Linked DNA regions of Homo sapiens: region 1 is linked to region 2. A link is a loop called in an ENCODE intact Hi-C map of the cell type or tissue named here. Cell type or tissue: heart right ventricle. All regions are shown on one strand. Links, peaks and the distances in the headings refer to the core of each region. The heading gives the core; the rest is flanking DNA.

Region 1 (15,876 bases), core at 6,841-10,840, 85 kb after region 2:
CCTTTGGAGGAGGAGAGGCGCTCTGCTTTTTAGAGTTTCCAGTTTTTCTGCTCTGTTTTTTCCCCATCTTTGTGGTTTTATCTACTTTTGGTCTTTGATGATGGTGATGTACAGATGGGTTTTTGGTGTGAATGTCCTTTCTGTTTGTTAGTTTTCCTTCTAACAGGCCCCTCAGCTGCAGGTCTGTTGGAGTAGCCGGCCGTGTGAGGTGTCAGTCTGCCCCTGCTGGGGGCTGCCTCCCAGTTAGGCTACTCGGGGGTCAGGGACCCACTTGAGGAGGCAGTCTGTCCGTTCTCAGATCTCAAGCTGCGTGCTGGGAGAACCACTACTCTCTTCAAAGCTGTGAGACACAGGGACATTTAAGTCTGCAGAGGTTATTGCTGTCTTTTTGTTTGTCTGTGCCCTGCCCCCAGAGGTGGAGCCTAGAGAGGCAGGCAGGCCTCCTTGAGCTGTGGTGGGCTCCACCCAGTTGGAGCTTTCTGGCTGCTTTGTTTACCTAAGCAAGCCTGGGCAATGGCGGGCGTCCCTCCCCCAGCCTCACTGCCGCCTTGCAGTTTGATCTCAGACTGCTGTGCTAGCAATCAGCGAGACTCTGTGGGCATAGGACCCTCCGAGCCATGTGCGGGATATAATCTCCTGGTGCGCCATTTTTTAAACCCGTCGGAAAAGCACAGTATTCGGGTGGGAGTGACCCGATTTTCCAGGTGCCGTCTGTCACCCCTTTCTTTGACTAGGAAAGGGAACTCCCTGACCCCTTGGACTTCCTGAGTGAGGCAATGCCTCGCCCTGCTTTGGCTCATGCACGGTGCACACACCCACTGACCTGCGCCCACTGTCTGGCACTCCCTAGTGAGATGAACCCGGTACATCAGATGGAAATGCAGAAATCACCCGTCTTCTGCGTCGCTCATGCTGGGAGCTGTAGACCGGAGCTGTTCCTATTCGGCCATCTTGGCTCCTCCCCCTCAAACCGCTTTCAATAACAGCAAAATTGATAAAGCATACTTTTCTGATAGGAAGATAAGGAAAGGTTGATCCCCCATTCATAGAAGTTGGGCCTCGTTCCATGCTGAAGAAGCCTTACAACTTGCCCTAATGGACAGATACATCTATATGTTCTGATTTTAGAGGCAATAAATACCATCTTACACTCCCCTCCAAAGGTACTACTTTCTCTTACCTACTTGCTCATTCATTCATTCAATTCATTCGTTCATTCAATTCAACGAATATATGTTAAGCCTGTTATGAGACAGTCACTGTTTCAGATGCTGGGACTACATAGGGTAAATAACTGTCCTGGTTTCCCCACTAACCCGGGTTTAGCACTGAAAGTCCTGTGTCCTGGGAATCCCTTCTGTCCTGGGCCAGTGTTGGTCATCCTAGAGCTTACATCAGTGACGTAGGATTGAAATTTTAGCCAGGGAGACCCCAGAAAGCCTTTACTAGAAAGGTTACTTTCAAGAAAAGACCTGGAGCGGATAAGGACAATAGCTGCACCGATATCTTGGGGAAGAGCAGTCCAGAAAGTCCAAGCCTCAGGCAGGAGCTTCCCTGTCATGTTCCAGGGACAGCCAAGAAGCCACGGTTGCTGGGGACATAGTGAGAGGAGGGGAGGACAATGGGAGATGAGATCTCAGAAATACCAGGAGTTAGATCATGTGAGGACTTGTGAGTCTTAGCAAGGATTTTTGGCTTTTACTCTGAGCAACATGAGAGGATACTGAAAGGTTTTCAACAGGGAAAGAACAGGCTTACTTTGGCTGTTGTGTTAAGAATAAGCCACAAAGAGGTAAGATCAGAGAGACAAGGAAGCTAAGCATTTAAATAATCCTTTTGAAAGTTCTAGTCCCACTGAGTTGTTCCAAAGGAAATTGAGGAAACAGTTATGGTCTGTTTTGTGGGCTCAGTTTTATCTTTTTTGAAAAAACAGGGTAGGAGTCTTTATTCTTTCCTGCTTCAATTGCAACTGTTGACTTTCCATTTTACAATAAGAGGGAAGCAGTTTCAAACATGAAGAACATAAATGGTGTTAGCTAAATTGAAACTCTTACTGTAACACGAATGTACAGCCATAGAGGGGTGTTAGGAATGTGGGCCAGACTGCCTGAGTTCAGATCTCAGCCCTGCTACCTCTAGCTAGGTGCTTTGAACAACTGACTTGGCATGAGGAAGTTCCTTGCTGTCTTCATCTGTAGGAATTATAGCTCCACCTACTCTTAGGGCCATAGGGAGGATTCGGTGAGTTAACCCATGTACCTGGAGCAGAGTGAGTGCTCATTAATGTTTAGTATTATTACAACTATTAAGTTGCCCAAGAATAGATGGTCAGCTTTGCAATAGATGTGGGCTTTCAGAGACAGGGCTTATATCTTATCATCATATTTCGACTAGAAATACTCCTATGAGGTTATTATATTAGAATCTAATCCTGTGTATGAGATATATATCATATTTAGTACATATATGGGTTCATAAGTGAGACTACAAGTTAGTGAACATTGAAGTAAAAAAAAACAAATGGAAGAGGGGAATCCATTTAAATTTTCCAGAAATTTTAACGATCGTGAGGATTTGATTTAAAATAGAGTATTTACATTTAACTGTTAACCTGCTAAATTTATTTTTCCACATTTTCTTTCAAATAAAATACTAAAATAGATATATAGCATTTTAGAGCCCAAGGAGAATAGCTTTTCCTGATGAGAGAAATTGAGGAAATGGTTATGGTCTGTTTTGTGTGCTCAGTATTTTTCTTTCTTTTTTTCTTTTTTTTTTTTTTAAGATGGAGTTTCACTCGTCACCCAGGCTGGAGTGCAGTGGTGCGACCTTGGCTCACTGCAACCTCTGCCTCCCAGGTTCAAGTGATTCTTCTGCCTCAGCCTCCCGAGTAGCTGGGACTACAGGCGCACACCACCACGCCCGGCTAATTTTTGTATTTTTAGTAGAGACGGGGTTTCACCACGTTGGCCAGGCTGGTCTGGAACTCCTGGCCTCATGATCCACCCGCCTCGGCCTCCCAGAGTGCTGGGACTACAGGTATGAGCCACCACGCCTGGCTGGTTTTATCTTTTCAAAAAAAAAAAAAAAAGATAAGAGTCTTCATTCTTTCCTGCTTCAATTGCAACTATTGACTTTCCATTTTACAATGAGAGGGAAGCAGTTTCAAACATGAAGAATATGAATAGTGTTAACTAAATTGAAACTCTCACAGTTACCTGAATGTACAGCCATAGAGGGGTGTTAAGGATGTACTTTGAGTGGCCAAGGCAGGAGGATCGTATCAGGCCAGGAATTCCAGTCCATCCTGGGCAATGCAGGGAGACCCCGTCTCTACAAAAAAAAAAAAAAAAATGAGCCAGATGCAGTGGCACACACCTATAATCATAGCTACTTGAGAGGCTGAGGCAGGAGGATTGTTTGAGCCCAGGAGTTTGAGGCTGCAGTGAGGTATGTTTGCACCACTGCACAGCAGCCTCAGTGACAGATTTGAACACTGCCTCTTAAAAAAAAAAAAAAATGGAGACAGTGTTTTTACTGTACTACCACTTGGTTCAATGGGGGCAGAGTGTTTATACATATTTCTTGTACATACATTTCTGACTGAACATGAAAGAACTGAAACTTGGTTGACTGGGGGAATTGGATGCTTGAGGGACGGGACACCCTTTTTTAACTTTTGAATTTTGAGCCACATGACTGTCTTACTTAGTTAATTAATTAAAATGAGATTAACTTTTTAAAAATGAATCTTGTATACATTATGCAATGCTCCTCTAACAGACACTTAAAAATAAAATGAAACTGGCAATATAAAATAGTGTTTTAATTTTTCCTTTTTATTTTTTATTCTAGATCATGATTATATAGTTCATCTCATTAACAATTAATGACCTTTTAAACATTGGGTTATATAGATATATCTGAATTTATTCATATATATCTGAATTTATTTTTCAAAATGGATTACCTTTATAATAAAGAAACTATTGGAATTAACACTGTCTACCTAAATAGTTGCTTACCACAAGTGAAATGACGGTATTCAAAATCTAGACTGGTTTGTGTTAGTTTTTTTAGTTTATTTAATTTAACTGGGGCTTTCCTGGAATTCATAAAATGTCAAGAAGCTGTTTCATGTCATTTTGATTTTTACTTTTAAATTTGTATTGGGGTATAAGATACATACAAAAAAGTATACAAGTTGCAAATGTACAGCTTGATGAATGTTCATAAACTGAACACTGTCATGTACACAGCAGTAAGATCAAGAAATAGAACATTACCAGCACCTCATTTCCTTCTATTTACTCTCCTCTTCCCTGGGATAATCAATATTGAGACTTCTGAGAGCATAGCTTTGTACTGCCTGCTTTTTACCTCATACAAATGTAATTTTACAGTATTGCCCTTTTGTGTCTGTCTTCTTTTAGTGAATACTATGTTTGTGAGATTCATCCATATTGTAGTTATAAATCATACATTCTCATTGCATATAGCATTCCATTGTGTGAATATGCCACAACTTAGTTACCTATTCTATTACTGATGGCTATTTGCGTAGTTCCCAGTCTTGGTCATTTATGAATGAGCTGCTTTGAACATTCTTGTGCATGTTTTTCAGGGGGAGCATTTGCATACATTATCCCCCCAGGAGTGGAATCATTTGATACAGATATGTGAAGCTCTCATAGATGCTGCCAAACATTTTTTTTCTAAACAGGTGTACCAATTTACACTGCTATCAGCACTAATGAGAGTCCAGTTGCTCCCCATCCTCCCCCCAAATTTCATATTTTTTGTTTTAGTTATTCTGGTGGGTGTGTAGGGTATCACCAGAAGCTGGTTTTTGGAAATTCTAATTGTTTTCAAAAATTCTTTAAGCTGGATAGGTTATAAATACCAAATAAGTTGAAGCTGAGAAAATGCAAGTCAAAGAGAACCCTACTTTTATGTATACCCTTATTTAATACTTGGGGGTTCTTATTATATGCATGTATTAACTTGAAAAAATAAATATATGTTCCTCTATTCTTGAAGTTCAGAAGCTGTTGAGTGATGACCATTTTGCTAGTCAGAAATGTGTCACTACTTTTCTAAGTCAACAGGGGGCCATGTACTGATAATAATCTCAAAGTAGACTAAAGTCATGTACTAGTTTACCGCCAAAGAAACGCTTTACATAGGCAAAGATTTCCAGCATCAGCACCAGCTAAAGCCCTCACAAAATCCTCTTCAGATGCAGCTGACTAGTACAGTTATGTGCAAACCATCAGGAAATGGAAATGAGAAAACAGCATGTTTTGTGTAAGAAAAAAAAGGGGTGGCAGGGTGTGGATTCCAACCTGGTAGTGAATTTCCCGTCACATGTAAGCTCCTCAGTGTGGTGCTGGTGTCTAAGTTCCCCCGGGTTAGAATCCACATCTCATCCCACTATAACCAGCTATCCCCTATAACCAGCTATCCCTGAGTTGCTGTTGATCTTTCTGTTGCCATCTCTCCCTTCTCACACCACACACCCGCCAGGCTGCTGTGTATTTCTTTCTTCTGCAGGGTTGAGACCAAGTCGCAGGGCTGTCCCTGGGGTATGACTACCCAGATCAGGAGCTACATACTGGAGCTGATGGACCACTTAAACATCATGTACCAGACCCCTGGGAAAAAGGGGACCTATAGCATCCACTCCAACCGTTTCCTATTAAGACAGAGAAAGATGAACTAAGACATCTATTAGCAGCTCACAAAGATGATAGAAATTAAGATTTGAATGGCTATTCCCAGAACTTAGTGCTTCTGTTTTCCAATGCCTATCAAAAACAACAACATTTCAGAATGACTAGGCAACCCAAGGGTTACACACAGTGCAGAAGTCATGGGGTATTTGGTGGGGTAGCCTGGTCAGGACAGACTATTTTCTGTCTGTCACTAACTGTATGTCCAATGAATTGGAACTTCTGACCAGGAGAAGGGACCTCTGGGTCGGGCCAGGTGAGTGGGAATGTCCATGAGTCAGATGAGGTTATAAAAAGTTTGGGGAGCTTTTGAGAAAAACAATCTACTGAAAAGAAAGCATAGAGTAACTCTAAAGAGTGTGATCTCTGGCTTCATTCGGCCCAGCTGACGTCCTCTCTCAGCTCTGTGCTTACTATTGACATGATCTTGGGAAAGTTCTCATCTGGCCTCCATGGGCCTCAGCACTGTCATCAGTAAAATCGGGCTGGTCAAATCCCTACCTCACAGGGCTATTGTAAGGATTACTAATGCTTACAAAGCACTTAGCACAGCTAACTCCACATAGGAAGTGCTCATAAAGTTACAGTTATCTGCTTAAAAAAAAAAGCCACAAAAGGGCATGTGACAGGCTAATCATCCTGTTAGAAAGCATTTGAGGAAAAGCAGAAGAGAGGAAATTTCAGAGCTAGAAAGGGAACTCAGGATGCAATTACCATGCTGAGAGGATAGTTCTGGGAAACTGGAGGTGTCCAGAATGAACAAGAATATCAGCTGGAGGACTCCTCTGTGGAAAGCCAGGAGATGCTGGAGACGCTGGATATGCTGGCTAATCTGCAAGCCCTGAGGGAAGCATTTTCACCTGTGGTGGAAGGAAGCTCTGAGATAACAAGCAAAAACAAAAAGCTCAGCTGTTTCTCTAAGAACTAGGAAATTAAAGGCAAAAACTCAAGCATGGGCAGCAGTTGGAGGCACCAGCAGGAGCCACAGGCACGGTCAGAGCCGGGCTCAGGAAGGGCTCGCTGATGGCAAGGGAAAGGCAATGAAAGCACCCTGGGAAGAGGCTGTTTTGTGCTCTAAGTTTATGCCAAACCAAATGCAAAGACAAATCTGAAAAGTCACCCAGCTTCAACTTCTAATTTTCCATATGAAGAAACCAAGACCCTTTAAAGAGGAGTAATTGTGCAGTGGTTGGCTATGCATGAACGTGTTGGGACAAATGCATGTATGTGGCCACTGCAATAGACAGGGTGCTGGACAGGACAGGTAAACTGAGGAAAACCTGTGCACCTGCAGAAGAGAGTTTTAGAAGGAAAATCCACCTCATCAACCTTTTAGTATCGTCATCCTGGCAAGAAAAAATAACGGGGGTTAGTGGCAGTAGGAAAATGTAAGGCAAATGAAATCTTCGGTTTGGGGGCTACTTGGGGGAACATGTATTCCGTAACCCCAAATATACCTTCTATTTATAGCAGAAGTTGAAAGCCCAAATGCCTTTAAGGTAAGGTAAATATGTGAACCAGAAGAGTGCAGGGCAGCTGGGTGTGGTACAGACCAGCAAATGGGAAGGGTGGAAGCGCCACATAAAGGAATTCACATTCAATTTTTTAAAAACACTGGCCTTGCCAAAGGAAACGCAGAAGCTGGCTCCATTTCCACATCAGCAGTTTGCAAACACTGTTCTGTACAGTGTTAACATGTAAAACCACCATTAAACACAGTGTTAAAACATCATTAAACATCATACTAAAATATAAAACATCATTAAACACAGTGTTAAAGTATCTTCAATGGTTTAAGGCTAAATGAAACATATTTAGTCTAAAAAGGCCTGTGAAAAGTCAGTTTCATTTTAAAAGAGATCCCAGTTGAGTGGGAAATGAAAAGTCCTGACATTTTTCCATCTACATATTGGTAAAAGGAACATTTTAGCACTTATATGAGATGGTTTCTATCTCTTCCTTGAAAAAAAAAAAAAAGGAGATGATATCCTTTACTTCCAGCACCAAGCATAGGGTTTAAAACATTGTATTAATGGTACCTAAATGTTTATTGAGTGAATAAATAGGATTTCAAATAGAACAAAGCACTGGTCAGAGACAGAACAATAACCGAGTATCTTTTGAGGTTGTAAAATGAAGGGGGTGGATCGCCAGCTCTAAGTCTCCTCTTCTTCTTTGGGATTTATTTTTAACCCCCAACATCTTTGTACACAGCCATGGACTTCAGTCTTATGACCTCCCTCATCTGGTTGACTCCAGTAGAGATCAGAGAACATAGGCAGCCTCCCAAGGACAGTTTATTGCAGAACTCACTTCCTGCCAGGTGCAGTGGCTCACGCCTGTAATCCCAGCACTTTGGAAGGCCGAGGCGGATGGATCACCTGGGGTCAGGAGTTCAAGACCAGCCTCTCCAACATGGTGAAACCCCGTCTCTACCAAAAAATACAAGTTAGCCGGGTGTGGTGGCGCCAGCCTGTAATCCCAGCTACTCGGGATGCTGAGGCAGGAGAATCACTTGAACCCAGAAGGCAGAGGTTGCAGTGAGCTGAGATTGCACCACTGCACTCCAGCCTGGGCGACAGAGTGAGACTCTATCTCAAAAAAACAAACAAACAAGCAAAAAACCTCACTTCCTAAGTGGTATCCAAGCAGACTTAGTTCTCTGGGAATGGGGCAAAGAAACTTCAGGGAGCATGCTGATGATCCATCTAACTCCCTAACTTCGTGGTTCTTGAGAACAAAGAGGGGACACCCACCTCACAGAGTTGTGTGGGGTAAATAATGTTGTGTAAGTAAAAGGCTTAGTGCCTTTTACATACATGGTGGATATTATCATCTATTATGGAAATAAGTGAATAATTTTTTAAATGGACCTAATTGGGGGTGGGGGCATGGGATAGTTAGGACAACAAATTGAGAGGCCCAGAAAAAACAAAAATATTTTGACAGCACCTATAAATCATTCTGGAAAAGCTGGGAGTCGATAATTTTTTTAAAAAACGAAAATTCCCTACGTTCGAGTACAAATCCTTTTATATACATCTATACACTTAGGTATGCATAAAATTCCTCTGGAAGAACGGTTAACAGGCAATAGTGGTTACCTCCAGGGAGGGGACTTGATCTGCAACAGCAGCTGGGGAAAGGCTTCTAAATTTTTTTTGCCATGTTTGTTCTTGGAGAAATAAAGATTAAAAAAGTAAAATTTTTGCCATGTGTCTATATTACCTATTAAAAATTCATAATTCACTTCTAAATTTAATGCTACTAGTTTAAAATTTCTCCCAAGTTTTGCCACATTTTGAGGAAACTGAAATTGGGAACGTCGGCTTTCAGCCTTTATTGAGTGTTAGAGTGCTTATACCGCCTCCTAGTGCCAGATACCCACGACTGCGGCTGCTCCCTGCAGCCACCGCGGGGCTCACTCTAGACCTGTTCATCTCACCAGTGCTCACCAGGTGAATACCTTAACTAGTTAACGCATTAACTAACTAAACTGTTACCTATTCGGATACTCCAATGCCTTCAAGGTGTTTTTTTTTTTTAATCTAGGTACTGTGAAGAATGACTTTACCTCATGCCTCATTCTTGCTGACCCCAGATCACAGTTGGGGGTGGAGGAGCCAATGAAATAATAGATCACTTGAATAACAGTATATCCTTTCACCTTTTCATTTCTTTTTCCATTTTAAACTTGACATACTTAGAAGCAAAAGGACATTTTTACTTTCTCAGTTGTATTTCAAACACATGTCACTTTAGCCGTTAAATTTGTATTAATTCATCAGGTGTTGCAGTAACTTTCTTCTCTGCATGTGTTGAAATGGAGGTTGTTTGTCCACATACAGAATTTTTTTACATGCTTTTATTTGGGTAAAATTTTCTGAACTGTGTTTCAGATATTTCATTGTTCTGTAGGCTATTTACTGTCATGCTGTACATTTTTTTTTCTTTTGAGACAGAGTTTCACTCTTTTTGCCCAGGCTGGAGTGCAATGGCACAATCTCGGCTCACTGCAACCTCTGCCCCCAGGGTTCAAGCGATTCTCCTGCCTCAGCCTCCCGAGTAGCTGGGATTACAGGCGCCTGCCACCATGCCCGGCTAATTTTTGTATTTTTAGCAGAGACGGGGGTTTCACCATGTTGGCCAGGCTGGTCTCGAACTCCTGACTTCAGGTGATCCACCCGCCTCACCCTCCCAAAGTGCTAGGATTACTGGCATGAGCCACCGTGCAGGCCATGCTGTACATTTTTTAAAGTAATGTTTTTATTATTTTAAAATCAATGTATTCTCATTATAAAAATATTTTGGAAAATACAGTGAAACATGAAGAATAAAATAAAACAAGCCTTAATTCCGCCATCAATAGGTAACTACTGTTAACATCTCTATTCCCTCCAGTTCTTCTAATGTCTATGTTTTTATATCGTTTTCATGCTGAATTTTGAAGTCTTCAAAGTACATTTCTGCTTCCATTTATAAATGTTAAAAGTCTGTCCTTGTTAAATATTACAAACATATTCTTATTAGAAACTACTGTGTTATTAGAAACTGCAAGGCATGTTTGGGTATAGGGGTAGAAGGTCATTTTGAACATACCCGCCAATTCAGGGTTAGTATTGGACTCCTCTACTAAAGCCGCATTTGTGTCCCGTTATACTGGATGTATATCACACAGGAGATCACACTCCAGGCTGAAGATCTTCCAGGACTTCATCCCCTGATTCCATAATCTTGACGCCTTGGCCTTTGACAAATATCTGAGCATCGAATGGACTTCTCAGAGGCCTCTCTGGCAGCCTAAGTGGGCCATGGTGCATGATCCCAGGTGAGCGAGAGGACGGTCAGGGTCGGGGCAAAAGTGCAAGAGGCAAAAGGGACGCTAGGCAGGTTTGAAATCTGAGCGAGTGGCAACCTCGCTTTTTCTTATCTTACTTTTCGGTGGTTCCACCCATTTGGGTGAACAATCTGGATTACCTCCTTGGCAGGCCAGGTTCCCAACAGGAGGCGGGCCTGATGAAGGGCTGGTGGGCGTGTTCCCGCCCAAGGTCCGTGTTGGCCCGCGCGGTGGCTGGGAGGCCCTCCCCACGCCCAACTGCGGGTATAAAGAGGCAGGCTGCGGACTCGGAGCAGCTCGGGGCTGCGCAGCGGGAAGGCTCGCCTAGTCGGTCCGCATCCGTGTCGACCACCTGTCTGGACACCACGAAGATGCCACCCGTTGGGGGCAAAAAGGCCAAGAAGGTGAGTCTCCAGGGGACCCGAGGGCGCTCTCCTTCCCCTCCCACCTGCTCTGTATCCCAGCCTCTGGGAGCGCAGAGGGGCCCTCGGACCCTGCCTGGTACCCATCATCCTCCTACTCCCTCCCCTCCCTCAGCCTCAGACCAGAATGTGCTTCCAGAACTTCTCCAGCAGGACCCCAAGGCGCCTCTGAGCCTCCCCACTCCTGCCCCACGTTCAGAGCGCGCCCCCAGAGCGCCTCTGTCCCCTCCAGCCCCAGCCCAGCTTGGACCAGAGTGCGCCCCAGATCTATGTGATCCTTGCCTCTCAGACCCAAAGGCACCCTCTGAGCCCTCCCTGACGGCTGGGTGTCCCCAGAACTCCGAGCCTTCCAATATCTTCTGAATCTGGCACCCCAAGACCAGAAAACTCCCTAGAGATACTGCTCCTAGCCCCGCAGGCGCGATATCCCGTCCCCACGGAGCCCCTCCGCATCTGTGTCCGAGGCCGCCGCGAGCGCCCTCTGCACCCGGCGCGCCCAGAACAGGGAGGAGTGCACGGCGCTGGCTCCGACATTTCCCGCCTGGATCTGCACCGCGGGTGTCGGGGCCGCCTCCCCGCCGGGTTCTCGCTGCACCCAAGGCCCAGGCGCTGGTTGGGTGATTGCAGATTTTCACAGGCAATTTGATGTCCGTGATGACAGAAAAATGTCATCCGAAATGTCAGCCTCGAAAACATGGTTTAAGAAAAAATGGGCAGAGTGGCTGTAAGATACTGAGGAAGGGCTGTTGATGAAATTGTAAAACCCAATTCCAGCTCCAGATGAACAAGTCCATCTCTTGGCTATCCCAGTGGCTTGTTGGGAGGGGTATTTTCAGTCCAGACGGTAGGCCTTCCTCTAATTTGGGGAACGGATGGATAGATGGACTGACTGCCGTGGAATGAGACTGGACAGGTGGGAAGAGAGAGAGAAGGATGGAGGGAGGAGAGAATAAACTTGACCTTTTGGTCAAATGCCCAGTCCCAGGCCTGGCACGACAGAGGCCCCCGGAAAATGGTAGGGAGGCAGATGGGGCCAGGCCAACTGTATCCTCTGGGCTGTAAGGACAGTGAGAAAGGTCCAGCTCTCATCCCAGTGCCTGCCCTGCTGGAGAACCAGCTGAGGTGTGCCCAGTTTCTAAAGGGATGGCCTCCCAAATCAAAAAGACCTCTACACAAGGAAGAAGGTCAATTCGGTTACAGATTCTAAATGCAGCATCGTGGATGCATGTTGATGGCATGAGTGGGTGTTGAGATGGCAAAGGACTATGGACTATCACCAGTCAAAGGAGGGTGAGAATTTCGCCAGTCCCTAAATGTACTAAATGAATAGTCCACAGAGACTGGGAAGGATGATTCCTATAGATATAGATATTTTTTGTTTGTCCCCATTCTCATAGCCACGTAAGTCTAACTTATTCCCCAAACTCAAACTCAGAAAATCTAACATTTTAAAGAATTATCTTTGTAGAATTATCTAAGCAACAGATGAATGTAAGATGGAAAAAACAGTTTCCTAGTAACTTGTTTCCGTGCATATGTCAGTGTTAAAACAATATATGGACAATAACATGTCTACACATTTGAGTTTAAAATTAAAATAAATGTTACAAAGTTTGCACATGTTCATTATAAACAATGAGGGAAAGCACAAAGAACAGTGCCTGTTAAATTCTGGTGTATATTCTGCTAGTTTGTTGTTGAGGCAAATATGCACTTCTTAGACAAAAATGGGCTGATATTACATATACTGTTTTGTAATACTTTTTCACAAAATGGTATATTTTTTTCATAGCACATTCCACCTTTTAAAAAGTCTGTTTAGCTTGGGAACAGAAAATCCTGAAGTCTAGATAATTTTAAAATGCAATAGAATGTAAGAGATCATATTTCCAGAGGTAACCACTCAACAAGTGCATGAGCCACATAGTAATTGAATCGCCACTACCCACCCTGCCACCCAGCATCAGATCCTTAGCTATGCTGCACATTAAAATGCTGTGGTACTAAAATTTGAAAACACACACGTTCAATGGGAGCTGCTAACTGCCCAAATGTCATGAATTATTTTATCCAAATAAAAGTTAGTAGCAAGTCATATCTCATTTAAGTGACCCTTGTTATGTTTTTTATGTAACTGTGCTGGCAGTAGTATATATATATATATATTTATATATATGTATACATATATATATTATTGTTGTTGTTAATTAGGTCATAATCAAAGTTGCAGTTTTCAGATGTGACATTTAGATACATTGCAATCATGACAAATATTTGGATTTCAAAATGACGTGTGAGCCATTTATATTTTTGTTGTGCTTTGTTATCTTATGGGCTCCCATAAGATAACAAGGCTTCAACACTATGGCTTGAAAATGTTTTGATCTGAAAGGTATATTAGGGAACACACAGCATAATCCTACCACTTTGCTTCTGTCTGGTGAAATGTCAATTGTTTCCTCTCTCTGAGCACCAGCTGTCCAAATGGCATGGGAAGGGGCAGTGGAGGGGAAGAGAATGAAAATGAGGGAGGTTCTAAGAAGGTGGCAAGGAATTGGGATGCAAAATCCTGTGACTGCCTCTCACAGATTTCTGGAATCTTGTTATTATGTCAGCTTTTGTTTTATCCACTGTTATTGGTAGTAAGTGGAACACACTGGGTAAATACGTCCCAAGTTATTCCTTTACACTATACAGTTTTTTTCAGGGCTGTCCCACCACCCCCAATCCCATTTGAAATCAAATATAGATGTTATTTAAGCATAAAAGAGTCAGGAAGCCCTATGCTCCCCATCTGGAAAACCATGTATAAATTACTCAGGGACTCTGGGTCTTAATTTCTCATTTGTGAAATGAGAGAGAGATCTCAATTGAATTGAGTACTATTTATTTTTAAAGTCTATGATTCTTTGAAATTACAAAAAATCTATTAAACTAGAGAATTACTTTGTAATTCACAAAACCCTTTCAAAATACTTAATTCCAAAGTTATCCATAGAACAACACCAGGGTGATTACTGCACAGTATTGTAAATGGAATAAGTATGGAGATTGGGCTGAAAAATCATTCAACAAATACTTTAGTTGTCTCTTCCTTGTTCTCATCATAGAGTACAGCATGTGCACACTCATAACCTGGACTGTATAGCATAGCTACTGTTGTGGAAACTGAATTTTAACACCAAAGATAGAAGTCTTTGAGTGATTTGGCCACCTTTTCAGTCTTAAAATAAAATGGCTTAATAGCATTGCTGGGCACTGTGGCACGAGCCTGTAGTTTTGGCTGCTGGGGAGGGTGAGACTGGAGGATCTTCTGAGCCCAGGAGTTCAAGTTCCTCTGGGCACATAGTGAGATGCTGTCTCTAAGAAAAAAAAAAAAAAATAGCATTCTATGCCATTTCAACTTCTTTAACAATTTTTTAACCCTCTCTTTAGTTTGTTGATAGAGTAAGAAGACTAGTATTTACCATTTTAAGAATCTGTGCTTAAGTGCAGATTTGAGGCTTTACAACAAAATCTTTTCATTTAATCCCTCAGCAGACAGTTCTTCAAACACACCTCCCACGGTGTTCTTCAAATACTCTTTAACGTGTTAAGAAAGACCCCCCCACCCACAGCACATACAAAGGAATACACAAATGTTTATTTTATGAGCATTCTGGTTGTTTGTCTTATAGATAGCCATAAATGTATATATAAAATATACATTTTTCTCTGAAAATTCTAAAATAACCACACATCTCCAAGAATATGTTAGCAAAAGTAATAAAAATAGAAAATTATCTTAAACACTCAAGTAACTCCTTTTCCTCCCTCATCTGTAATTTTAGGGCATCCTAGAACGTTTAAATGCTGGAGAGATTGTGATTGGAGATGGAGGGTTTGTCTTTGCACTGGAGAAGAGGGGCTACGTAAAGGCAGGACCCTGGACTCCTGAAGCTGCTGTGGAGCACCCAGAAGCAGGTTGGTGCAGAGCTCTATTGTAAGTTCTCATAAAGGAGCCGGGTGTGGAGGCTCATGCCTGTAATCCCAGCAACTCAGGAGGCTGAGGTGGGAAGACCACTTGAGCCCAGGAGTTCAAGACCAGCCTGGGCACATAGGGAGACCTAGTCTCTCAGAAGTTTTTTAAAAATTAGCTGGACATGGTGGTGCACTCCTGTAGTCCCAGCTACTTGGGAGGCTGAGGCAGGAGGATCGCTTGAGCTATTTTATGCAAATGATTTTGTGTATCTGCAGCGCTTTTGTAATTTAGACTGAGTGGTAGCTAGAATTGATGGAAACCCCTGAAGAGTCTTCCTGCAAGCTGGACTTCACCTGCAACATTTTTATATATCTCATGCCTGGGCCTGACTTTTTCATGTTCTGGGCAAAAAGAAAGGAGTGGTTATGCTACAGGCCCACAATCCCCTGTCCAAACCACATTTTGGGGTCAAACATATCTTGGAATCCAGGAATCTGGGGATGTTAGAAAGTTAATACAGTACAAATGTAGCATATTATGTAACACTCCCAATGGGCCCTGAAGCAGCTCCCATTGAAACACATTAATACATTTTTGCATCAAAATACATGACTACCCTTACTAATTGAAACATGTTTATCAATACCTTCATGTTGGTTCAGGTCATATTTTGCCCCCAAATGGTTTTGCTGCAAACTTACCCAACTGAAGAAATACTTCAGAATTTTATTTGACCTTTTAGAGTTTGCTGTGGAATTTTAAAAACTTGCATTTCTCAAGCTAAATCTATAAGGCTAATCTCCAACTATGCCATGTACATATATAATCATGTATCAATGTACATTTAGCTTCTATGATTTTAAAATAAGTAATATAATGAGGAGTTAAGGCCATAAAATGAAGGTAATCAATTAGTATAAGCGA
Region 2 (15,876 bases), core at 9,226-13,225:
GAGACTGGGTAATTTATAAAGAAAATAGATTTAATTGGCTCACAGTTCTGTAGACTATACAGGAAGCAAGATGTGGGCATCTGCTTTGCTTCTGGGGAGGTCTCAGGGAACTTACAATCATGGCAGAAGGCAAAGGGGGAGCTGGCATGTCTTACATGGCAGGAGCAGGAGCAAGAGACAGGAGGGAGGTGCTACATACTTTTAAACAACTAGATCTCATGAGAACCCACTCACTATTGTGAGGACAGTACCAAAGGGGATGTTGCTAAATCATTCATGAGAAACCACCCCCATGATCCAATCACCTCCCACCAGGCTCCACCTCCAACAATGGGGATTACAATTTGGCATGAGATTTGGTGCAGACACAGATCCAAATCATATCACTCCCACACACAGGTAGTTTTCATTCTCTGCCCTTAGCAATTTAAAAGAAAGCACTCATATAGCATTTTTCTAACCAAAATTACTGACCAGTTAAAATTCCTTCTCAAAAATGTTTAATATTACTAGAACAGGAACCATAGTCACTAAAAAAGGGGGATAAAATAGAAACCTGGGAAAATAACTAAAATATAGTTCCTAAGCCAGGCAAGTAATCAGGCTAATTAGCGTTCAAATCAAACCAGATTTTCAAAACTAAAGCCCCCATTACATGTCTTTAATATTAAATCTTACTAGATTTGATGTTAAAGAGAACACTTAATTTTTCGGTTTTTTAATCTGATGATTCAAAGGAAAACTGTGAAATGGACCTGTGGCTTTATCAGATTTATGTTTAACTGCTTTGGCCAACAACTATAATATAGAGTTTTCATAATAGATTTCATCTCTCTAGAGTAGAGTGAAGAACAATTGCCCATTTGATATTTTAAGCATAGCACTTAAGCCTAAATGCAAAGTAAATAATAATCAAAGGAAATTTTAAAAGCATGAAGAAATGAGGCCTCAATAGGGACCCAAGATCTTCCTTACTGGGATCTTAAAAAAAGAAAAAGGATTTCATGTATAGTTCCTTTACTCTAAATGACTTATTTAGATTCAAATCAATAATATGGAAAGGAACTAACACTTAGTGAGGTACCAAATGTTCTTTATCTCATCTAATACTTATGACAAATTTATGGAGTGAACATTTTCTTCATTTTACAGATGAGAAAACTGAAATGCTCATAGATTAAGCAATACATCTAGTCAGAATCAGTAAATGTCAGAGTCACAATTCAAACCCTTCAACAAATATTTACAGAGCCCTCACTAGTGATCAGACACAGGGGTGAGGCTAAGGATTCTTGGCCTCTGTCCTCAAAGTTGAGGAGGTGGTCAGGAATATAAGGCGTGGTCAGTACCAGGGCAGAGGCAAGTGCAGAGTGCTATAGAAAACGGATTCTCAACACTCACCTGCCTCAATGACCACCTATATCTGAAGGGTCCAAAGCCATACTTGCAGAGCTAAGCTCTCCAAACCCACATGCTCAGATGCCTTCTGGGACTCTCTGCTTGGCTACCCCAGAGTCCTCCAACCCAAGTCCTGACAATTTCCCACCCACACCCCTCCACCTGTGTTTCCTAGTTAATCCACAGTTCATTAACATCCTCCTCTCACCCCTTCACATGCAGTCCCTCATGTGGTATCCACCCTTCCTTCTAAATAGCACTCATTGCTCTTTCTTCTCCATCCTATGGCCACTGCTTTAGTTGAAGTCTTCGCCTTCTCTCCACTGGATTTATTTGATAATTAGGAGAATGATCTCCCAGTCATCAGACGAACTCACTTTTAATCTGTTTCCCATCACTAGAGTGTCACTCCTTACTCAAAATTCTTGGGTCACTCCCCAGGTTCTCCAGGATACACTCCAAATTCCTTAGCTTGGCACATGAGACTCTTCATAATGAGGGCCCAGGACTTTTCAAGTATCATCTTTTGACATTACTTTCAACAACAAAATATTTACTGGGCATCTGCTATGTGCCAGCCCTGAGCTGGGTGTTGGGGATAAAAATAATAAACAAAACATATGTTGTATGGCCAGCACCTGTACTCAGGAAGCTTACATTCTGTTCAAAAGAAAAACAGGAAAAATAAACAAAATAATGGCAAGCTCTAAGTGCTGTAAGGAGAATACAGCTGCAAAATTTTTAAAAATTATCCAGTAAAATCCAATGATGTTTTAAAAGGTGACATATCATCACCAAGTGGGTTTTATCCTAAAAACGAAAGGCTGGCATAATGTTAGAAAATTAATAAATGTAATAAACCATATAACAAAGTAAAACAAACAAAATGATTATCTCAGTAGATGTGGAAAATCATTTGCTAAAAATCCAGTATCTATTCCTGATCTTTTTTAAAAATGTTAACACTAGGAATAGAAGCAAATGTCTTCAACTTGATAAAGAACTTCCAGGCAAGAATATAAGGCAAGCCCATCTTGGCCAACATGGTGAAACCCCGTCTCTACTAAAAAAATACAAAAAAAATTAGCTGGGTGTGGTGGTGCATGTCTGTAGTCCCAGCTACTTGGGAGGCTGAGGCAGGAGAATCGCTTGAACCCGGGAGGCAGAAGTTGCAGTGAGCCAAGATCGCGCCACTGCACTCCAGCCTGGAGACAGAGTGAGACTCCATCAAAAAAAAAAAGGAATATAAGGCAAGAAAAAGAAAAAAAAGATATCCAAATTAGAAAAGACAAAGAAAAGCTTTATTTTTATACAACATGATTGTCCATGTGACAATCTGATGGAATCTACAAAAATGCTACTAGAACCACTAAGCAGATTGAGCAAAGTTCCAAAATATAAGATCAACATATAAGACCAATTGTATTTCTATAATTTGGCAATAAACAACTGAAAATTGAAATTAAAAATACCATCTACAACAGTATCAAAACATGAAATACTTAAGGATAAATATGTTAAAAGATATGTAAGACCTGTATACTGAAAACTATAAAAGATTCCTGACAGAAATAAAAGATGACCTGAATAAATGGAGAGATGGAACTTGTTCATGAATTGTAATACTTGAATTGACCTGTAGATAAAATGCAATTCCAATAAAGTCTAGCAGGTTTTTTGGTACACATTGACAAGCTGATTCTAAAATTAATGAAATTCAAAGGACCTAGAATAGCCAAAACAGCTTTAAAAAAGAGAACAAAGTTGCAGGGCTATCACAACCTTATTTGAGCAACAGTAATCAAGACACTGTAGTATTGGCATTTGGAAAGATAAACAGATATACAGAATACAACAGAGTCCAGAAATAGACCTACAAACAAATGGACAAAGATATAAACATACTGACGAAGATATAAAGGCAATGAAATTCAGAATATATAGTCTTTTCAACAAATGGTGCTGAAAGCAATTGGTTATCCAAGTACAAATAAATAAAACTTCAGTCCATACCTCATACCAGATACAAGATCAACTAAAAATGGATCATAGACCTAAATGTAAAAAGTAAAATAATAAAACTTCTAGAAGAAAACATAGCAGAAAATCTTTATGACTTTGGATTAGGCAAAGATTTCCTAGATATGAACCAAAAGCATGATTCATAAAAGAACAATTGATAAGAACTTTAAAATTCAAAAATTAAAAATGGCTCTTTGAAAGACACCATGAGACAAATGAAAAGTCAAGACATCTGAAAAAAATTTGCAAAGCATGTATCTGATAAAGAATACAGAAAGCACTTTAAAAACTCAATTAAAAAAAACAAACCCTAGGTAAGAGATTTAACCAGACATTTCACAAAAAAAGATATAGAAATGGCAGGGAGGCACATCAAAAAATGTCCAACATCATTTGACATTAAGGAAATAAATTAAAACCATCATGAGACATCACTACATATCTCTTAGAATAGCTAAAGTTAAAAAGACTGACCATGAAAAGTATTTGACAAGGATGTAGAGGAGCTGGAACTTCACATACTGCTGGTAGGACTATAATATATAAAATGGCACACAGCTTGGCAAAACGGTTTCTTACAAAGTTACCATACACTTTCATTTTATTCAGTCATTTCACTCCTAGGTATTTACCTAGGGAAAAGAAAGCCTATGTTCATACAAATACTTGTACACAAATGTTCACAGTGTCAGCTGACTGTTGAACAACTCAGGTTTGAACTGCACGGATCCACTTATATGTGCATTTTTTTCAACCAAGCAGATCAAAAAGACAGTATTTGCAGGATGCAAAACCCAACTTTTTCTATAGGCAGTTTCCACAGACAAACTGCCGGACTTCAAGCAAATTTTGGTACCCTTGGGCAGTCATAGAACCAATCCTCCAGGTATACCAAGAGACTACTGGAGTTTTATTTGTAATAGCCCTAAACTGGAAACATCCCAAATATTTATCAATGAGTGAGTACACAAACAAATTGTAGTATATCCATACAATGGAATACTACCTGCTATAAAAGGGAATTATTATTATTTTTTTGAGGCAGAGCCTTGCTCAGTTGCCCTGGCTGGAGTGCAGTGGCACAAACATGACTCACTGCAGCCTTGACCTCCCAGGCTCAAGCAGTCCTCCTTCCTCAGCCTCTCAAGTAGCTAGGACTACAGGCATGTGTCACCATGCCCGGCTAATTTTTTGTGGAGATGGAAGTCTCACTATGTTGCCCAGTCTGGTTTCAAACCTGGGTTGAGGCAACCCTTCCACCTCCACCTCCCAAAGTGCTGGGATTACAGGTATGAGATGCCACTGGGAATGATCTATTAATAAACATAACAACACAAATGACTCTCAAGTTATGCCGAGGGAAAGAATTAACACACAAAAAAAGTATATACTCTATGATTCCATTTTTATAGATTTTGCATTTATTTTAAAAATTGCAAAATAACCTATAGTCTCAGACATAAATTGTTGCCTGGGGGGTAGGTGAGGCTGTGGGGAGGGTGGCGGGTAGGGATCACAAAGGGGCATGGACACCCCGGGGATGAGGGATAGGTTTACTATCTTCACTGCGGTGATGGTTTCACTGCTGTATCATGTACTAAAACTTATCAAATTGCTTACTTTAAATATGTCAATTATTGCATGTTCAAATACACTTAAAATAATAATAAAAATAAAAGCAATCTTAAAAATTATTTCAATTCATTCCTAGACCTGGGTTTCCATGGATATCCAAATTTGAAAGCAGTCAGCTAAACTTCACATTTCAGCTCTTAGGGTAGAAACAAAGTACTGTTTCATAACAGAAATTGGATATATATGAAAATAATGATTCAATGGCTTTAGTTTAATGTATCCTGACAGGTGTTTCAGGAATGGTCAACTACACTTCAGCTAGGTTTTACTTCTTTCCTCTTCCTTTCCTTCTCTTCCCCTCCCCTCCTTTCTCCTCTCCTTCCCCTTATCACTCAGCAATGAAAATGGGTAACAGAATAAGGATAGCTTAATTCAGATGACACAATTATGTGGCTCATAAAGATAACATGGCACCAATGTCTTCAACCACTGTGTTGGAGGCATTCCATAGGATTTTAGACTTGCAAAAGTAGCCTTCTTTTACAGATTAAAAATCTCAGCATGAAAATCAAGTTAAATGGCTTTCCTGGGCCACGCAGTTAGAATTTGGTGACTTAAAAAAAATTCACTTACTACCCAGTTCTAAAAGAAAAAACAAAGATATGGGGCAGAATACGAACCTGTAGCCTAGCTGGAATAGGCTCTAGATCTATTAATTTACATCCTTTCCACCACAGTTCTATAGCACCATCCTCTGACCAATCCACATGTTTTTCTACTTTCCTATGTACTTTCAAGACTGAAGTTGGTATGAAGTTATAAGAACTAAAACAGTGGTTCTCAATATTCACTGCATTAAAAAAAAAAAATCACCTGTGGAGCTTTAAAAAGGAACCATGGACCTTACACCTAGAGAAAATCTAATTGATTTGGGGTAGGTCCATGTACTTAAATAAACTGCATTGAAACTACCTGGAGGGCTTATTAGAATAGATTGTTGGGCCAAGTGCGGTGACTCATGCCTGTAATCCTAGCACTTTGAGAGGCTGAGGCAGGTGGATCACCTGAGGTCAGGAGTTCAAGACCAACCTGGCCAACAAGGTGAAACCTCGTCTCTACTAAAAATACAAAAATCAACTGGGCATGGTGGCGGGTGCTTGTAATACCAGCTACTGGGGAGGCTGAGGCAAGAAAATTGCTTGAACCTGGGAGGCGAAGGTTGTAGTGAGCCAAAATTGCACCACTGCACTCCAGCCTGGGCAATAGGGCAAGACTCCGTCTCAATAAAAATAGTTAGATAGACAGATAGATCGATAGATAGATAGATAGTTGGGCTCCACCCTGGCAGCTTCTGATTTTGGGGGTCTGGGATGGTACTCAACAATTTGAATTTTCTAGCAGGTCCCAGGTGACAGTGATGCTGCTGGTCTGTGGACCACACCTTGAGAACTACTTGAGTAGTTTTTAGTTCTTTCAGTTCAGGTAATTTTTAGTTCTTCAGGATAATATGTTCAGCCAGTTGAAAATCTTTGGTTGAAGACAGTAATTCTCCATCTCTGCAGAATCACCTGGGGAATTAAAAACAACTGATGCCTGAGTCCCTACAAGAGCTTCTTTTTAAATTGATCTTGGGTGTAGCCTGGGCCTTGGGATTTTAAACAGCGAAATATTATTTAAAAGAATCATACCCCAGATGATTCTAATGTCCAGCCAGGGCTAAGTATCACTGAAAATTTTCTGCCTCCTCAATTCTTATTACCATTTACCTCAAATTTCCCAAAGAGAATTGGATGCTTTGACCACTATATTAACAATTTCTTTCTAGCTTGTTGTCTGTGAACAATGGTTTGATTCCACTTGGATTTTTTTGTTTTTAGCACTCTGATGTTTTAATAATAGCTAATATTTACTGAACACCTGGGGTGTGGAAGGCTTGGTACTAAGCGCTTTGCCTCTTTACCAGCTTTTTTGGGTTGTTTTGTTTTTGGTTATCGAACAGTTATGCTTTAAATATTTCTTCCAAAAGAGACCCTGCATTTTCTAGAATCAACATTGTCTTATAACTTATGTTTAATAGAGATTACATTTTATTCTGTTTCTACTAGTTAGAAGCTCTACACGGGGAGAGAGGGGAAGGAGAGAGAAAAAGGGAAAGAGAGGGAGAAGGAGAGAGTGAGAAAAAGAGGGAGAAACATATTATAGAAAACAAATTCTTCTGATGTGCTTCAACACATTACGTTTAATACTTGAGTCTCTGTGAATCTTCGTGGAGGTTCTCCAGAAATGGACAAAAATTCAATATTTCCACCATGAAAATTCCAGGAATGCCTATGACTCCATCCAAAGGCAGCTGATTTTCCTTTTGCTCTTGATTAATGCATTTCTTCCATCTCCAACTAAACAAAGGCTACTGATTTTCCTCCCAAAAGTTACTTCCTTTGGAACATACCAAAAATACCATTGAGAACAATGATATGAGTCGTTTCAGGTGAAGCGTTTTTAGTTAAGAAGATTTTAAAAGTACAGATTCAATTATTTTTACCGCAGCTTTGGTCAAGGCTTCCTGAAGTGGCTCTACGGAGCACTTCCCACAAGATGGCAGTGTTGTATGCGGCTGGAGAGCCCTCCACTTGCGGAAGGGTTATCTTCACAATTACGGCTAAGAACGTATCCCTACAGCTTTAGTTCCTGAAATATTATTTGTTTCCAGGTTCATGAGATCTGAGAGCCATCAGGAGTATATCTTTAACATTTAGATCTATGGGTTAGCAAGGTGTCTAATCAGCGGTACTTAATAAATGTCTACTAGATGAACGGATGAATGAATGATACATGTGTATCAACTTCACATAAGCCAACAGCAGGGGAAGGAGGCTGGAACAACTCCAAGACGGAAGGAAGCAAGGGCCACTGCGCCGTCTCCCTTTGTGATGAAAGAGTTCTTCAGTACTCCATTGTTCTTTTCCCTACTTGCTGACAGGTTTTGACAAGAACACGATTCACCCTAATAAGGCCTGATGGCCCATCTGCTCACCCAGCCATTTTCCTCCTTAAAATGGGCAAAGCAGCTATTCTGATCCTATCATAAAACACAAAATTAGTTACAGCAAAAACATGTGGGGGAAGTGTCTATTAATAAAAGGTAGTCCATACAAACAATATATGTTACCAGAGAGAGAAATTCTTGGGCAGTCTTTCAAGTCTGATAAGCCCACTGTGGAAAAGGACTTTGTGGGGGAAAGTGGTGGGTGGGAAAGCTCCACGATGAGGTCAGAGGGTGGCGTTCGACCTAAGCTAAAGCAGTGGCCTCCCCCAGGTCACTTTCCCTCTCTGTGCTTCAGTTTCCTCTGCTTCAGATGGGGGAGGGGAGTACCAGCTGATCCCCAGGGACCCATCTAGCTCTGATACAGTCAGCTTCTACCTTTTCTTCACATTATGGCTTAAACGATCATAGTGTAAATGCCTAAGGGCCAACCAGAGAATTCTAAATGTTTGCTCTGAAGGGAAAGAAATAACTGATTTCAAACAATTGTAAAATGCCAGGGTTTTTGCTGTGTTTGTTTTGGTATCAAATATAAATATCTCTCTGTATTAGCTGTTGCTTCTGTTCTCCTATAGCATCGATTTTCCGAAGCAATTATAGGCTTACAGTATTTAAAATGTTGTATGAAGCTAGTTTGGGTAACATTTTGGTTTTTAGGCACAGGACTTGAATGGTCAAGTTACAAAGCTTAGTTTGTAATGTTAATAAGGTTTCCAGGCATCCGTTTCACATTATAGACTGCTACAAAACCACCAAAGTTGATCTAATCTATTCACCTGTCTTGGAGATTAGCAAGCATCATTATGAGTAGGTTAATACCAACTAGCCACTTGAATTGACATAATTGAAAAAGACTGGCTCAGTTGGGGGCCAGGTCCTTGGGCTACAAGGACCTTTACCCTATAAAATCATTAGGAATTAACTTTGTGACACTTGAATGAGAAACAACAATTCAGAAATTATAAAAACATGCCAGAAATCAAAATTAGTATCTTCTAAACAACTAACTACGTTCTGAGATGAGCTTTGGTTATTTGGCTGTATAACTTAACTAACAAAGACACAATCCACCCCTGCTAATAATCATAAAAGATATTTGAAAATCCCATTTCAATACGAAGGGATTATTTATCTATGCCTTATCCCCAAACAATAATATCCGAACACTGAAGCAAAAGAATCAGTTATCTATCTACCTACTGGTGACCAATAACAGAAATTTAGCACTTTCAAGAGTTGGGCCATTTTTAACCTTATTTGAAACAGCTAAAGTAAGGCTTCTGCTATCAGAGGGAGCAATCTGCTGCTAGGGTCTGCCCAAATTCCAAGCACCTGCTTTCTCTGGTCTGGAGGCAGATGGTACATCATAAAAATAAAAGCCATGGGGAGAATGTACAGAAAGATATTCCCTTTAAAACCCTTTAGGAGGTTCGTTTTCCTAAAATCTCATACTATAAATACACATGTTTTATTTTAATATTATAGCTCAGAATTTGGGAACTGACACAGGGTCATGAAAAAGGTTTCCTTGGCCTGATTGAGTCATATACATGTATTCACGTATTTCCACAGGATGGGAAATCAGTCTTTAGTTTACAACCATCTAGGGCAGGACATTTTATTTTTGGAGTTCTAACAAATATCCTAAACAGTAGCCGCTGCTGCCCTTATTCTTCAATACTACCACTCACCCCAGCTCTATTAAGTTGTTTTATTATAACTCTTAGGCACTGCTCAATGGAGTAACCTCATTTATATTTGTAAGGCTTGTACAGATGAGCTTGGCTGTAATAAATTGGCCTCATGATATGCTTTTCCACTATAATTATTTAGAGTAATGCTTCTCAAACCTTAGATGCATCAGAATCCCCTGCAGGGGTTGTTAAAACAGATTTGTTGGCCTGACTCCCAGAGATTCTGATTTAGTAGTTCTAGGGTGGGACCTGAGAATTAGCATTTCAAACAAGCTCCCAATGAGGCTGATGCTGTTAGTCTGAAGGCTACATTTTAAGAACCACTGATGTAGGAGTTCCCTTTGGAGTGTCTTATCGGTTATGATTATTTGGGCTTATATTAGCTTCTCAGTTAATACCCATTTTATGCCGAAAACGTTTGAAACGTGTTATTTGCTTATATTCAGATGTTGCAGTTACCCACAAAGATGCTTGATAAGCAGATGGACAGATATGCTGAAGTGAGGCTGCTCCACACTGTGAGTATCCAGAAGGATCAATGAATGCACTATGTTTGATCAGCTAATGTGCAATTTCCCAAGTCACCAGGAGTTACTGCAAAATACACAACATGGCGCACTTCCAACATAAATGTCTACTAGAATCTGACAGATAATCTTCTTATCCTTACTAATTTTTATCTTAGAATTTAGATTTAGCCCTTAAAGATGCTGGATTCTGCTATCTTAAATCTGTAAGCACACTCCAATAGTTTGAACTAAGCAAATGTTGACAAAAGAGTAATATGACACAATTGAGCAATGCTAGTATTTATGTTCACCTTGTTTCTCCTATAATCCATACTTGGTTAAATTTTAAAGAATGGCTCTGTCACAAAATAGCATCATAATGTTAAGATTTACTTCAAGCACACTTTGGAATGTAAACATACCTTATTTAACTTCACAAAATATTCCAGTCCAGCTTCCAAAGGATTTGTATCACAGTTCATCTAAAAAGGAAACACACATTTTAAATCTTAGATGAGTGCAAGTCATTTTGGTAACATCACTTTCATATTTGTTTTTAGGAGAAAGAACCCTTTTTGATTTTTCAACACAGATTCTAAAGAAAGGCAAACTATAGACCGGTTTTGAAAACAATTTTTTAATCCAAAATTCGATGTAGCCTTTCAGCAAAACTGGTCATTTGAATATAACAAATATAGAAACTAAAATTCACTGTGTTTCCACAGCTCTCCCATTTTAATAAACATCTGAGGGAATGTACGTGATGTTTCTTCTAGAAACAAGATTTTCACATGTTTTTCTGCAATAATTTTACATAACTACGTTTTGAAAAGTTATTAAACAATTTACTTATCTTACAATTCACCAAGAATCAGGGTAAGGTGGAGGGAAAGCAGATAGTAGGAAGGTGGCTGATAGAGTTCAGGAGAGGAGAAAGGAATAAGCGGAGTTTGAATCTGTATCTCTTCAAATGTGGCCAAGTCACTGTAATAGCTACCAAGTCAGGGCTAACGCCAATATTTGGTAATAGACCTGAAGTTAATGGTTTTTGTTTCTTTCTTCGTTTTGTTGTTTTCTTCGCAGTGAGAGAACTAGTCTAAACCCCCTACAAGCAGTCAAACTTTTAAAGCAACACAGCACCTGCATAAACTAAATGAAAGTACGCTTGTTTTATATGACGTAAAACGTTGCCTCATATTTCTTAATCAATTTGAGCTATTCTAAAATTATATTTATCTGTTCAAAATTTCAGAATTTCTTCAAAGAAAAAAATAAAAATGAAGCACAGAGGATTGCAGTGCCAACACTAGAGGGCGCTCTGGCACTGCTGGGAAATCGGAGGGACGGGAGAAGGAGAAAAGCTCTCCAGAGGAGGTCGCCGGGAGAGGAAATCTGAGAAAATAAAAGGCAGGAGAATGGAGAAATGTCTGACTCCCAAAGGGCTGCTCCTGCTGCTTCATTCCTCGGAGAGTGTGGGGACCGCGCTGTCCTCCGTTTCTGTCCCTGCGCCTAGCCTCGCCTCAGTCCCCAGTTGTAGCTAGAGAATCCCCTAATAGGGGATCTCTCGTGGAGAGCTTGCCCACTTGCTTCTGCGCACTCTAAATGCCCTTGGGTCTCTGCCTGGGCTTTGAAACACACTCTCCCCTTCAATCAAATGCACTTTATTATGTGCTTGGCACTTCCTAGACTCTCTCTACTATCTATGATAATTCTGTAGCATAAAAAATCCATTTTTTAGAAAAGTAAACAGAAGTTCTGGAGGGTTAAGCCAGATAGCTGGTGCGTGGTGGAGGAAAAATTCAAACCCAAGAGTCCCCGCTCTGAGTTCATCTTTTACCACTATCCCTTATCTTACCTTTCAGGTCTAAAACCTCAGTGTCTTCCAAAGAAACAACTACTGAATCTGAAATAGTGACTGGGTCCAGGGATAGCCTGCCATATTGGAAATAAAGTAGGAGAACAGAGTTTAAACCACAGGCTGGCCACTTACTAGGTAATCTGGACCAAGTGGTTCTCTAAGTCTCAGTGTTATTATGCGTAAAATAGAGGTAATGGAGAGTTGAGAAGGAAAATGAAATCATGCATATGAAAATATGTAAATGGTTAAAGCACTATACAAATAGAAACTCTTAATAACCATTATTAATGGTGGAGGAAGGCTGGACCACCACATTCTGGACCATCAACCCTGCCCCTCAGAAAGGAGTGTTAATTCACCAAAAGGTATAAGATAAGAAGAAAATGAAGACGGGCAAAATGACAGAGGAGGAGAGATTTTGAAAAGTGTTACTCTAATCCCATGAGGCAAGCCGGCTCCCCAAAGTCCAAGACAGTTATCTAGGGCTGTCAGCCAACTAGGATGAATTAAGGCAGAATAAACATATGTCAGAATTCCACTGAACTTTCACTTGAGAAATTAAGGAGAAAAACCTCTTCCCCTAATGAAATAAAGTTATCTAATGATATGTAATTTCTCTTACAGCCAAAACCAATGTTATTGCAGTTCAAACCAGCCCTTATATAAAAATGAGATAAATAAACATAAAATGTTAATAAAGATGCTAGCATTTCAAACCTCTAACCCCCAGGCTCTGAAGGCTTTCTCCAGGCGTAAGGCATTCATGGCATAGGTTCCAAAATTGTCGATTCCCTCCTCCTGGCCTGCATTCATGATAGCGTCATACAGCGCCACAGAATCTTCTCTTCTGTGATACAGCTCCCAACCCAGCTCACCTGAAATAAACCCACAGGTGCCACAGCAGGGCAAGAACAATGATCACTAGATCTAATGTGCATTAGCTAGAACACATATAAGCAGGAGAAATTCCACTTATGCAACACAGACATTGTCAGTCTCTAAAAAGACCAGCTCACAAAAAGTTACAAGACCCCACTGCAAAGAAGCCCACCATATCACAGATGCATTTGTGCCGATCCTGACTCCCATGTAGATGGTGGTATGCAGGACACCTCTTGTCATGACACAGAAAGACTATAATACAGGAATTAATCTCCACCCTGGACCCCAGCTTTCTAATGAGGCTTGACTGTTTTCTGGGACAATGACGTTAGGTGAATAGTTAGCATGGCACAGTTTATCAGGGCAACGAGTTCAAGGTTTAAACCAACCCCTTGCCCAAAAATCACAAGCTTAAAAATATAGTTAACTAAGAATTATTCAAGTTATCCTCATAGTGAGAAAGCCATAGTCTCTGACTTCTCCCCCTCCCACTTCTTCCCTAGTCATTTCCTTCACCAACAGAGCTGTGGGCAAAAATCAAAAGAAATTAAATGTAACCCAAAAAATCCTGCTTATTTTTGTGTTCTTGTTTTGTTTTTTTGTCTTGTTTTTTTGTTGAGACAGGGTCTCACTATGTTGCCCAGGCTGGTCCTGAACTCCTGGGACAATCAATCAGTCCTCCCACTCTGGCCTCCCAAAGTGCTGGGATTACAGGTATGAGCCACTGCATCCAGCCCTGCTCATTTTTTATTCTAGAATTTGCCAACGTTGGGTGGAAGAAGGGCAGGGAAAAGGTATAGCAGCAGCCCAGAGAAAGAGCTATGGTCTTTAATCTCTGTGTTCTCCTGTTTCCCAAGGTGGAGGGCTCATGGTAAGGTGTTTTTATGGGATACCACAGAATAGGAGCAACATATAATTGAATGAATGCCTGGGCATGCAGTACTCCTGTGAGAGACAAGGAGGTCTAGAAAAACTTAGAAGGGAGCCCAGAGCACCACTGGGGAACTGAAGAGCATTCATTCATCTCTGTATCAAATACCTACCATGTGCAAGGTTAGGTGCTAGAGGAAGACATCTCAGTGAACTTACAGTCTGGAAGGAAAGAAGGATTGTTGGCAATGCTCTAGGAGAGGTACCTGATACCTTCAAAATGGTCTCTATGGGAGATTCTATCTCCAGGAGACCATCTTGAATGTTCACAAATAGAGTTGGCTGGCCCGACTATTTCAGCCAATCCTCTTCCCCACTTTTCTTTTTTTTTTTTTTTTTTGAGATGCAGTTTCACTCTTGTTGCCCAGGCTGGAGTACAGTGGTGTCATCTTGGCTCATACAACCTCCGCCTCCCGAGTTCAAGCAAATCTCCTGCCTCAGCCTCCAGAGCAGCTGGGATTACAGGCATGTGCCACCACGCCCAGCTAATTTTGTATTTTCAGTAGAAACGGGGTTTCTCCATGTTGGTCAGGCTTGTCTCGAACTCCCGACCTCAGGTGATCAGCCCGCCTCAGCCTCCCAAAGTGCTGGGATTACAGGTGTGAGCCACTGCACCCAGCCCCCACTTTTTTTTTATCTGCCCTTCCAGATGGTAGGCAGCGATGGGACTGGAGCAACAACTAGAAATCTGTGGAACCACTTTCAAGATGAGGAGTGAATAGACAGACTAGACATAAGAGCTGGGCAGAACAAAAATCTTCCTCCAAAGTCGCATGGACAAAAGTGAGTGTGAGTGTGCACATGCATACACACTCACACATTTCTTGTGACATGACCTTTTAATTTTAAATTTTAAATTTTAAATTGACCTTTTAAATTTCAGAGACTTAGTCCAGGTTGTTTTCCAATCTTACCAGTATAAGATATCCTAATAGCAGTGACAGGAATGTTGGAAACCTTTAAGGACTTGGTTTGAAGAAACTTGAAAACATCATCACTAAGATCTTCAGAGGTCAGTTTCTGAAGGACCTTTCTTGCCTGTGGCCCAGCAACTCCAAGAACTCCAAGCTCATCAGTTATGTTTTTAATTTCAACATCATATCCACCTTTGACTGCTTCTTCTTCAATCCATCTGCGTTTTAGTCATGAACATGGTGTTAAATATTGCTTGAATAATGTACTTTGGTAATAAATTATCTCTCTGAAGACATGCTTTGTGTCTAGAGTTATCAGAAAGTCCCCAGAGTGTCATTTCATGAAATCACACTGATTTTTAAAGTTGAGGAAACCAAGCCCCTGAGATGTTAAGTGATGATTCTCTTTAAATCACCCACTTATAAATTTGGGGGGTAATTTTTCACAGTACAGAAGGATCCTTCAATTTAATGAGCTCTGCCACACAATTCTTTTAAATAGTGACACAGCCCTTTTGCATTTAAACTAATGATTCAGCCTTGCAAAATTAATTTAAACCCAAATTTTCTCTAATACCTGTACACAGGAGGCACACTTATGTTGCTAAAGGTTAATAATGTGCCTGCCACAAGACACGTAATTGCTCTGAGAATCACAAGGAAAAGACAGAAACTCTAGTTTCAATTTCTATGGCTTGATGAGTTATTGGGACCCAGCTATAGGGCTGGTTTCTAATTTATTGAGCAGTCCTTGAGCTATCTAAGTCTATCACAAAATGTTCATCTGGATTTACACAAAGCTAAGCTATTAAGATGGTCCCAGTACATCTTGGATTGGAGCATATAATTTGCATCACTGTACAACTAAGATGAGAATCTGTCAGAGTAAGACATGTATTAAATAATAATATTCCAAAAATATTTGGAATATTAGACTAAAGACTTTATAATAGAATGAAGATTCATGTAAAGGCTGGACTTGGCAGGTCAGCAACTTAGATCCAGCTGTGGGCCAGAAAGCACAAAGCATCACAAAGGACAAAGATAATTT

The links. A loop is a pair of places that touch in the nucleus more often than their neighbours do. Peaks named below come from ENCODE experiments on the same cell type or tissue, not always from the same donor. Only the 100,000 strongest peaks of a DNase experiment are listed, where the experiment ranks them.
Region 1: a loop joins it to region 2, with 4 times the contacts of the local background. A loop is called at or near these places in 27 of 110 quality-filtered maps.

What each region holds. Positions count from the first base shown.
Region 1 is chr5:79,100,946-79,116,821 of GRCh38, forward strand. It overlaps BHMT (betaine--homocysteine S-methyltransferase), which reads left to right and starts at 10,864. Exons shown (of 8, transcript NM_001713.3): 1 at 10,864-10,973; 2 at 14,822-14,954. The coding sequence starts at 10,941. LOC124901012 (a long non-coding RNA gene) reads right to left here. Exons shown (of 2, transcript XR_007058837.1): 2 at 13,862-14,353. RefSeq lists an enhancer at 11,190-12,034. In heart right ventricle, for the core only: a CTCF peak has its summit at 9,117 (motif pointing left); no DNase peak of the experiment used is centred there; H3K27me3 peaks cover 2,748 bases.
Region 2 is chr5:79,013,608-79,029,483 of GRCh38, forward strand. It overlaps DMGDH (dimethylglycine dehydrogenase), which reads right to left. Exons shown (of 16, transcript NM_013391.3): 12 at 14,826-15,043; 13 at 12,817-12,974; 14 at 10,664-10,723. Among named protein-coding and RNA genes, the nearest start is that of ARSB, 36 kb to the left of the region's middle. RefSeq lists an enhancer at 8,096-8,597. In heart right ventricle, for the core only: a CTCF peak has its summit at 11,551 (motif pointing right); a DNase peak (open chromatin) is centred at 11,654; H3K4me3 peaks cover 525 bases.